Regions from separate parts of the Homo sapiens genome. Here region 2 is linked to region 1. The links are chromatin contacts, found by Hi-C or POLR2A ChIA-PET in ENCODE. All regions are on one chromosome and are shown on one strand. Each heading gives the region's core, a stretch centred on a gene start or an enhancer-like site at or near the end of the contact. The rest is flanking DNA. Distances are from core to core; before and after follow the strand shown.

What was found. Hi-C counts contacts between places; a loop is a spot of excess contacts on that map. ChIA-PET counts read pairs that join two places held with the same protein, here RNA polymerase II (POLR2A). Pooled maps may share reads with other maps.
Region 2: a pooled map shows a loop between it and region 1 (3-fold over the local background). The contact joins the promoter of BMI1 here to the enhancer-like site in region 1. A Hi-C loop is called at or near these places in 1 of 168 maps with a recorded cell type or tissue (gastrocnemius medialis), 3 of 37 single-sample maps with no recorded cell type and 12 of 50 pooled maps. POLR2A ChIA-PET finds 5 or more read pairs at or near these places in 1 of 52 experiments (activated B cell).

What each region holds. Positions count from the first base shown.
Region 1 is chr10:21,722,189-21,726,701 of GRCh38, reverse strand. It overlaps MLLT10 (MLLT10 histone lysine methyltransferase DOT1L cofactor), which reads right to left. Exons shown (of 23, transcript NM_001195626.3): 15 at 347-458. It overlaps LOC107984214 (a long non-coding RNA gene), which reads left to right. Exons shown (of 2, transcript XR_001747388.2): 2 at 1-179. Among named protein-coding and RNA genes, the nearest start is that of MLLT10, 190 kb to the right of the region's middle. RefSeq lists an enhancer at 1-180. Within about 2 kb of position 1,886, at least 9 of the 41 ENCODE cell types and tissues checked have a DNase peak (open chromatin) inside an H3K27ac peak, as active enhancers do.
Region 2 is chr10:22,319,305-22,323,817 of GRCh38, reverse strand. It overlaps BMI1 (BMI1 proto-oncogene, polycomb ring finger), which reads right to left and starts at 2,719. Exons shown (of 10, transcript NM_005180.9): 1 at 2,122-2,719. All of the region lies in intron 5 of COMMD3-BMI1 (COMMD3-BMI1 readthrough), which reads right to left. It overlaps COMMD3 (COMM domain containing 3), which reads right to left. Exons shown (of 8, transcript NM_012071.4): 8 at 3,512-3,879. The coding sequence ends at 3,820. RefSeq lists silencers at 2,355-2,554, 2,745-2,914, 2,975-3,234.

The sequences.
Region 1 (4,513 bases), core at 637-3,136:
AAAAAAAAAAAAAAAAAAAAGGACATTGCTATTTTGCAGCACAGCATACTATTTACTTCCAACTGTGATTCTTTTTTATTGTAAATTGACAGTTTGTAATTATATAAATTTGGAGTACAAATTGATGTTATGATATATGAATGTAATGTGGAATAATAAAATCAAGCTAGTTAACATAACCAGCACCTGAAATATTTAACATTTTCCAACTGTGAATATTTTTTTAAAGTACAAATCCTCTACTAACCACATCCCTGCATGTTTTCAAATAAAATGAACCAAAAGGGGAAAAAAATTAAAGTAGGTGAGAGTAGGGTTTTAGAGTTAGTAATTCTTGAAAACTTACCTGTTTGATTGTTTTCAGACTGAGCTATAAGAGCTGCCATTGATGAATTTGATCTATTGCCATACATATGAGATGGTGCCTGACTGAGAGAAGATCCAGATAGAGTATTTGCCTAAATGGAAAAAATTACAATGATAAATGAATTATATGTGAAAATATATTAAAAGTTTTCCCTTCTAATAGATCTAGTAATTATATTCTCCAACCTAAGAATATAAGCAAAATTTGTGACCTTCTGAAAAGCAAATTTCGTTCTTACTTGTTTTACCATTCAACATGTCAATTTTTTAAAAGTTACATAACTAGGCCGGGCGCGGTGGCTCACGCCTGTAATCCCAGCACTTTGGGAGGCTGACGTGGGCAGATCACGAGATCAGGAGATCGAGACCATCCTGGGTAACATGGTGAAACCCCCGTCTCTACTAAAAATACAAAAAATTAGCCGTGCATGGTGGCGGGCGCCTGTAGTCCCAGCTACTCGGGAGGCTGAGGCAGGAGAATGGCGTGAACCCAGGAGGTGGAGCTTGCAGTGAGAGGAGATCACGCCACTGCACTCCAGCCTGGGCGACAGAGCGAGACTCCGTCTCAAAAAAAAAAAAAAAAGTTACGTAACTACAATTTTTTTTTTTTTTTTTTTGAGAAAGAGTTTCACTCTTACCCAGGCTGGAGTGCAATGGCGCGTTCTCGGCTCACTGCAACCTCCGCCTCTAGGGTTCAAGCAATTCTGCCTCAGACTTCCCAGTGGCTGGGATTACAGGAGGCGCCCGCCACCACGCCCAGCTAAATTTTTTGTATTTTTAGTACAGACGGAGTTTCACCATGTTGGCCAGGTTAGTCTCAAACTCCTGACCTCAGGTGATCCACCCGCCTCGGCCTCCCAAAGAGCTGGGATTATAGGCGTGAGCCACCGCGCCTGGCCATAACTACAAATTTTTAAAAAAGAAGAACTGGCACGTTGGAAGGTAACTATTCCTGCTTTTAATTTTCAACATATCTAGCTGATACCAAACCCCAGTGGCACAGCAACCATGTGGACATGAGACTAATTAATCTTATTAAGCCATCTGAAACATAAAAGCAGGAAGACAACAGGTATCTAACCAAATGCTTCAATCTCTCATATCACAAGCTGGCTAAGGAGGTCAAAAGTCCAACTTTTACTTCTAGTATTTTAGCTACAGGGAGCTGTATTTCCATTGCTTAACTCTGTCATTAGTAAAACCTGCACACTATTTTGTTACTTCCTATTTTGATAGACTTGGAAGCCTGCTGCTTTTTCTGTTTTGTTTTGTTTTTATTTTAAAAGAAAGCAAACAGGCATCCCAAGTATGTTTTCTATACAATGCAGGACTCAACGAATCACAGCTTTGCCCTGACCCCATATAAGGCACTGTCTTTTTGGCAGCAAGCCAGCTCTACTAACTGAAGAGCTCGTCCAAAGTTTGTAATTCATTCATGTTGCTAACCACAATTCTGAAGGCCTCACTGGGACCTGTGCCAAACAAGCGAAAATGAACCCTTAAACAGATGAAGCTAAGGAGGCTGGCCAAAGTATTGCGTAATCCACTGTAATAAAAATGCTTTCTTTGATGTGCATGCTCTCTCCCACTTTCCAAGAATATTATGACCTTAAAATTTGACATTTTGGAGGCAAATCTCTTGTATACAAAATGCTGTTACTCACAGAAGACTCTCAGTGGCCTGAAATAATTCTCAGATTTAACAGAACCACAAATGTTAAAGTAGAATTGTTCTTCTTTTTCATGAATGAAATCAAACTGAAGCTTTTATAAACTAAAATCATTGCAGTTATTTCAGAACAAAACTCTTGAAAATATCGGCAAAGAACTAAAGCACTTCTATCGTAAAGAAGCTGAATAACAAGAACAAAAGATGGGGGACATTTGGATATGTATAACTGCACACAAGAGACTAAGACAACACAGTAGTTGTAAGCAAAATAACACAGAGAAGAAGCTGTATTTCTGGACAGACTCACATCATGACATTGCATCTTGGCCTTCAGCCCACTTACAAAGCATGAAAATGTGCGTTTATGGTTCACGGAAACAGTTTCTGGGATGTACCATCCTTGCTTTCTATTATCTCAAAGCGTGTATTTTATAGTTCACACTTTAATGTGTAAATTAAATCTGTCAATTTCTGGGTTTTGTTTTTCCTCTTATTAAAAATATGCAGACAAAGTCAGTAAGTTGGTACTCTTCAGTCCTGTTTAACAATCAACTGTCCCTCGGGAAAAGGTAAGTTATAACTTCAACATGAAGATCGTGCTGTTCACTTACCATGTATTTAGTAGTAGAGGGCACATAAAACACACAATTCATAAACAGAGATACAGTTAAGATTTTTTTCTCTCTCCAGAAGTCAATTCTTTGGGAATCTTAGCTATTAATAAAACAATATAGAATAAGAAAAATACAAACAATTCAACAGAAAAAACAGATATTACCAGTCCCATCTGTTGACGTCTCAGATCCTAATACTTAAAAATAGCTTTTGTAGAGCCAATTTACTCTTACTGTAGATACAATTCTAAAAAAGATCCACTACACATTTAATAGATTAGAAATGGAAAATTAATTAGAAGGAGGAAGAAACAGTCTTATCTCGAGACAGTCTGTTGACACCAAGAAGTAACAGCTGACCACAGGACAGGGCAGAGAAAAATAGGACCAACAGAGAAAACACAGTACAGAATGCGGATACGGTGGTCCTCCAAGAAGACACTGAGGATAGCATTCTCATTTTAGTTTATTATTAACTTTATAAAGTGTACTTCTAGATGCCTTAGCACTTCCAAAGCAAGGAAACACTCCCAGCCTTTTGACTCTCGTTCATGCAGTCATCTATGTGACATATCAATATATCACTTGGAATACCTTTTTGCTTTCAATTATCAGTCTCATCACTTGCCTTAGATAAGAATCCAAAGATCCAACTCTCACTAGAACTAGAAATATACTCTTTTTTAGGAAGGGTTCCTTCTGCCAAGGGCTTTATATTAATATTTATCCTTATTAGCTTCAAATTTCAGAGGGGTGGCATTTTCTTGATCTAGTCTCTGAATTATCTTAGTTTCCCTATCTATTAGATCTATATATACTAAAGATCAAAATAGAAAGGAGTATGGCACAACAACTAATTTGCATAATGATGATCATCAAAAAAAGATAAAGTATCTTTAGCGTATGCTAAAGAAGGAAAGTATCTATTTTTAAAAGATGGCTGGCAAAAGTTGATACAATAAATGAAAGTATTATTGGAAATGACCAATTTCCCAAACGGGTTAGCTAAAATTAATGTGGTAGTTGTTTTTCTAGTAAAGGCATTTATCTAAACAAGAGACTTTCAAAAGAGAAATTAAAAGTTATTAATTTTACCAGATAGAGTCATTTTGGTGTATAAAAACATCTACTACATTCCATATTAATTTCTGCTGGGAAACTGAAATCATGAACGTCATCATTTTAAGGTTGGTAAGATGAGATACCAAAGACTACACAAATGACTGTCACTGCTTAGCCTACATTTCTTAACTGATGTTTGGAACAGTTAATACTGGGACCCTTGATGAGTCTTTCGGAAAGACTGGGTACCTCCAAGCCAAGAAACCCCCACCTTTTAGTGGAAAGATCCCACAGCTTATTAGCACTGAAGATGCAGAAGAGGAAGACGGCTTACTGAAGAGAGCACACACAGTGTCTGGCGTTTCATAGACTCAAAAACCTTTGCTGCCATTAATAAGCAAAAGCATTAAGATTCAGGGGAAAGGAAGAAAGTCCATGTTAACCCAAAGAAATAAGGGTTATGAAGCATCAAGGGCATGAAAGCTTTTGTATTAAAAAAAACTGGAATAAGAAATAAAGGAAACATTAACATACACATACTTCTCTACAGCATACTTTGGAAACGGATTTTGAAAAGTGCATTGAAAGCAAATTACTAATATACCAGAAGACTGTTTCAGAAGATCTGGTACAAAGACTAGAAATTCTTTTTGGAAAAGAAGTACCTATTATATGACATTTCAATCTTAACCTGCCCAGGTAAGGAGAACGGCTATTGTGAATAGACACTCTCCTTGGATCTGCTGGTACTGTAAGAATATAAGTTAACACTAGGGGAGGCTGAGTGAAGGATATCCAT
Region 2 (4,513 bases), core at 1,470-3,969, 600 kb before region 1:
TTCCAGGTTCCAACCCAGAAACTGCCAGTTAAGCAAACAAAAATGCACCAAACATATCATGGTAAAAATACTCAACCGTTAAAACTTGCCATTGTAACACACTCAGTTGGGGCTGTCAGTTTTTAGGTGGAGGCCTAACACCAGGAATGTCAAAATGAAGGAAAACAGAAGCAAGTTCTTATGTTAACCATCAGCTTGCCTACTGCAATCTAAGAAATGCAAATGAACTCCATAGCCCCAGTTGGGGTTCACAGCCCAACATAAGCATGGGTAAAGTTGGGGTTAATTTGACTCCTGGGGAGAAAGCCTATCTGCACACTTAACATACATCCAAGAAGTTAGTGATAGAGTATTAATGGATTTATCATGTACAATTAAATGCTTAATTTTCTTACAAAAGCTTTATGTGTATACATGCATACAAAGTGACTTGTATATGGCTTTAAAGATATTTTACTAGGCATAAGACTCACACAAGTAGGTTATTTCAAACACTTCTGACTACACTTTGGGGTAGATGTATGGAATTAACTCAAATCTAAAAACTTATAATTTTGTTTATAAAATCAATCCCAGGGATTTCTGATCGGTCTACTTAAAACTCAAATGTTAACATATAGAGTCTCATAACTTGTTATATACTGTCAATAATTTGCATCCTTAAATATCAACTGTTTAGTGTAGCTTATAATGTGTTTCCAGAACATGGGAGTTAAGGTTCCTATAAAATATAGGTTGAACTACTCATAACGTTGTACACACCACCAACCTACACTTGCATTTGGATAAATATGCTCGGAATTTTGCCCACATTAAGGGAAGGGGTTAATACATGCTTCTCTTTCATATATTGAACCGTGACCACTAAGCCCACTAAATCCTTTTATTGCAAGTGGTAATGATCAAAGTCTCTCTACTTGTTTACTTCCAATTATTAACTGTAAATCTCTGGGAAAAAGATCATGCCATATCACTGTCAAGCCCAAGTGACTGCGTAAACATATGCAATCAACTTTTTAGTGCTCTTTTCTAAAGCATCCCTTTGCCAAATGACCTATGCTGACATTTAGCAAAACCTGTAAAAGATAGTGGACTGGAGTCATGATGCTGAGTGCATCCTTTAGTAGAAGTCGAGAGAAAAGTTGCAGTCTCCAAAAGGGGAAAAAAGAAAAAGGAGAAAAAGAAGTAGTGAGAAAGCAAGCCTCCAGCAAAGCTAACGTCCAGTCACCATCTTCACTCCACAAAAAGCTCCAAATTTGAAATGCCCACTTCCCAGGGAGCACCTCCCAAGCGATGTTCAGAGCACTTATCCAAGACTCCCAACACACACCACCTTGAAAACTTCAGCATTTTAAACACAAATGCAGGAGACCTTGGAAACAACTGGGAACCGCCATCTTACCAGCCATCCAATCTCAGACAAGTGTCCCCCCAACTTAAGTTAATAACATTTTCGTCGGGGCTCTCTCCAGCCTAACACCCACCTTGGCGGGATGGCCGCCCCCCACGCAACCCGTCCCTATAAAATGGGGGCGTTCTCTGGCTGCTGGAGCCCCTCCAGAGCCCTTTCTTCGGGAGAGGAGGGAAGCCACTTGACCCAAGCAGCTCCCGATTTCAGGAACCCGTCCCCGTTTCATCCAAATCTACCTCTCAACAAAGGGCGCTGCGGCCGGGAGAGCCGCCGAGGCTGGAAATACCAGTACTCCTCTCGGGGGCCATGTGCGTCGCGAGGGTGCGGAGGGGCGCCCGGGGGAGCGGGGAACTAAAACGTGGGGCCGCGCGCGGCGCGCCGGGGCTGAGCGGGCGGCGGCGGCTGGAGCGGCGCCGAGCCCTGCTGGCGGCGGCGGCGCGGCGCGGGCTGCGGGTCGGTCCCGGCGCCGCGGGAGTCGGCGGGCGGCGGCGGGCGCGCGCTCGCGGGCGCGGGGAGGGCGGCGCGCGGGGCCGGCAGGCGCGGGGCGGGCGGCGCGGGGCGCGGGGCCGGGCGCCCACGCTGTCAGCGCCCTCCCGGCGGCGCGGCCGGGGCGCGGGGGGGGCTCCCCTTCCACCCGCGGCCGCCCCGAGCCCCGCGCGGCCCCCGCCGGCCCCCAGCCCCGTCCCGGGGGCGCCTCGCCTCCTACGTACCCGGAAAGAGCAGCCGGCGCGAGGCGATCGAAGCGGGCGGAAAAGACAATGAAAGTTAAAAGTCGTTCAGCAGAAAATGAATGCGAGCCAAGCGGCCATCTTGAAGCGAGCTGCAGACGCCGCTGTCAATGGGCAACCAGCGCGGCCCCGAGCAGCCGCGGCCGCCACGCTCGTCTCATGCCGCCTCCGGCCGGCCTCCTCCTGCTCCGGCGCCTCGGCCTCCTCCGGCGCCTCGGCCTCCTCCTCCTCCGCCTCCGCCTCGACCTCCAACGCCTCCTCCTCCGGGGCCTCCTCCTCCTCCTCCTCGGCCGCCGCCGCCTCCTCCCGCTCCGCACTCGGGGGAGGGCGCGCGCGGAGGGGGCGCGATCGGTTTTATTCTGCGGGGCTGGGAGGTGCTGCTAAGCCGGAACGGGGCTCCCGCGCCCACATCCCCATTGTCTCGCCCCGATCTCTGCCTCTCATACTACGATTATTTCATAGTTGCTGTGGGGGAGGCGGGCGGGCGGGGGGCGCCGTGTGTGTGCGTGCGAGCGGGGGGAGGGGAGGAGGGGGAGGGGAGGGTGGAAAAAAATGCACCGCTGAAGGCAGAGTGGAAACTGACACCGGCTCCAAAATGGCTCGGAGTCCGCCCGCCCCCTCCCCCCGCCGCCCCCCCAGCGGGTCACGTGCTCCCCTCATTCCTTAAGGGCGGCCTGGGAATTAGTGTCGGTGTAGTCAGGCCCGTGGCCGCCCCCTCCCCTCCGCGCCGCGCGCCCGGCCCCCTCCCTCGCTCCGCGCCGCGGCGGCGGAGACATTTCTCCACAGCGCCACACGCGCCGCCCTGCTCCGCGCGGCCGCCGCTCCGGCCCCGCACGCCGCGCAGCCCACCCCGCCCCCCGTTCTTTCTTTCTCCCGGCCGCCCGCCTCCTCCCGGGGCGCATACGTCCCGCGGCCGCCGCCCCCCGGCCGGCCCCGCGGGCTGCGGCCCAGGCTCCGGCGCCGCGGCGCGGAACCTGCGCCCAAGTTGGGCTCGCGGAAACAACAGCGCCCGCCCCTGCCCGCCAGCCCGCGGCCGCGCCGGCCTCTTCCCCGCCCGCGGGCGGCCGAGGCGGGGCGCGCGCGGGCGACGGCTGGCTCCGGGCAGGGGCTCCGCGCCGGGCCGGGACCGGGCGGCCGAGGGTCGGGCTGTGGGCGAGCCCTCGGGCGCAGGTAACGGGCCGGGCAGCCGCCCGCGCCCGCCCCCGGAGCCCCGAAGCAGGGGTCTGCGACAAACCCAGGAGATCGCATCGTTTCCTCCGTGTTTAACTTTAATCCTGAGAAAAGGCTATCGTTAAAAGTTCACACTACTCCTATCTAGCTTCACACAAAGTAATAACACACGAACTCAGATCCAAACAAAATATCATCACTCTTTGTGGAAAACAACACCTTATTTATTCAGGGTGTAATACTGTCTACTTCCTTTCAGAAGACTTGAAAAAGATCAAAATAGGATAAATGGACAGTTACTACTAAACGATTCAAATACTTGGGCAGTATCTTTCCCTCTTAACCCTTTCACACGTTTTTAAAGTGTCAAAATTGATGAATGGTATAAATTCAAAAGGAAAATTCTTTTCTACTGAAAAGGACATCCAGCTCGCACAAACGGTGGTTCAGCTGAAGGCAAGGCGTTTCTGGTTTTCCTCTGCACTCGGGCGGATCGTTAACTTCCCCAAGTTACAACTGAGTTGCTCTTTCCAGGCTTTTCGAAGCATCTTTAAGTTTCCCCACCAAGTCCTAAAAGACGTGTATACAATACCACGTTTTTAGGATAAAACATGGAAAGAAGTATCCAAGCTCAAGAAAGATGCAAGAAAAAAAATCAGGACACACCTTCCAAACAAGTTTAAAATTCAACAAGATTTTAACTTTTGACAAACTACTATCGGGCAAAAAAAGCGTTTCCTCGGAAATACCTCATGTTCAAATCGGTTATTTGCCCTCACACTGAAACATGATTTCTAACCGGATCCTTAACCGCCCAGATACATCTGAATTTTCTCAAGTTATCTAACAAAGGTTATGCTGTATACACATTTTCTGAAAGTTGAAAGTTTGATTCATAGTTACATTAAAACGACTCTGCAGAAGATGCCTTTGAAAAATTCAATTTCACTTAAATTTCCAGTAATGAGCTTCATTTTTTAAAAACTATGAAATAAATTCGTTGTCATATCCACTAATAAATGTAGTTTTGAATTTTCCCAGTCTTAAATGGGCAATATAAACAGTTTTAGAATGTTATGTATACTTCCCCCTTTATAAAGTCATTTAAAAAGTTTCAAAATCCAATTTTGACAGTTTAATTCAATTTCTGAAAGCAAAGACATTTTCAAAGCCATGCTCTTAATTTTGTTTATCTTATTGGACC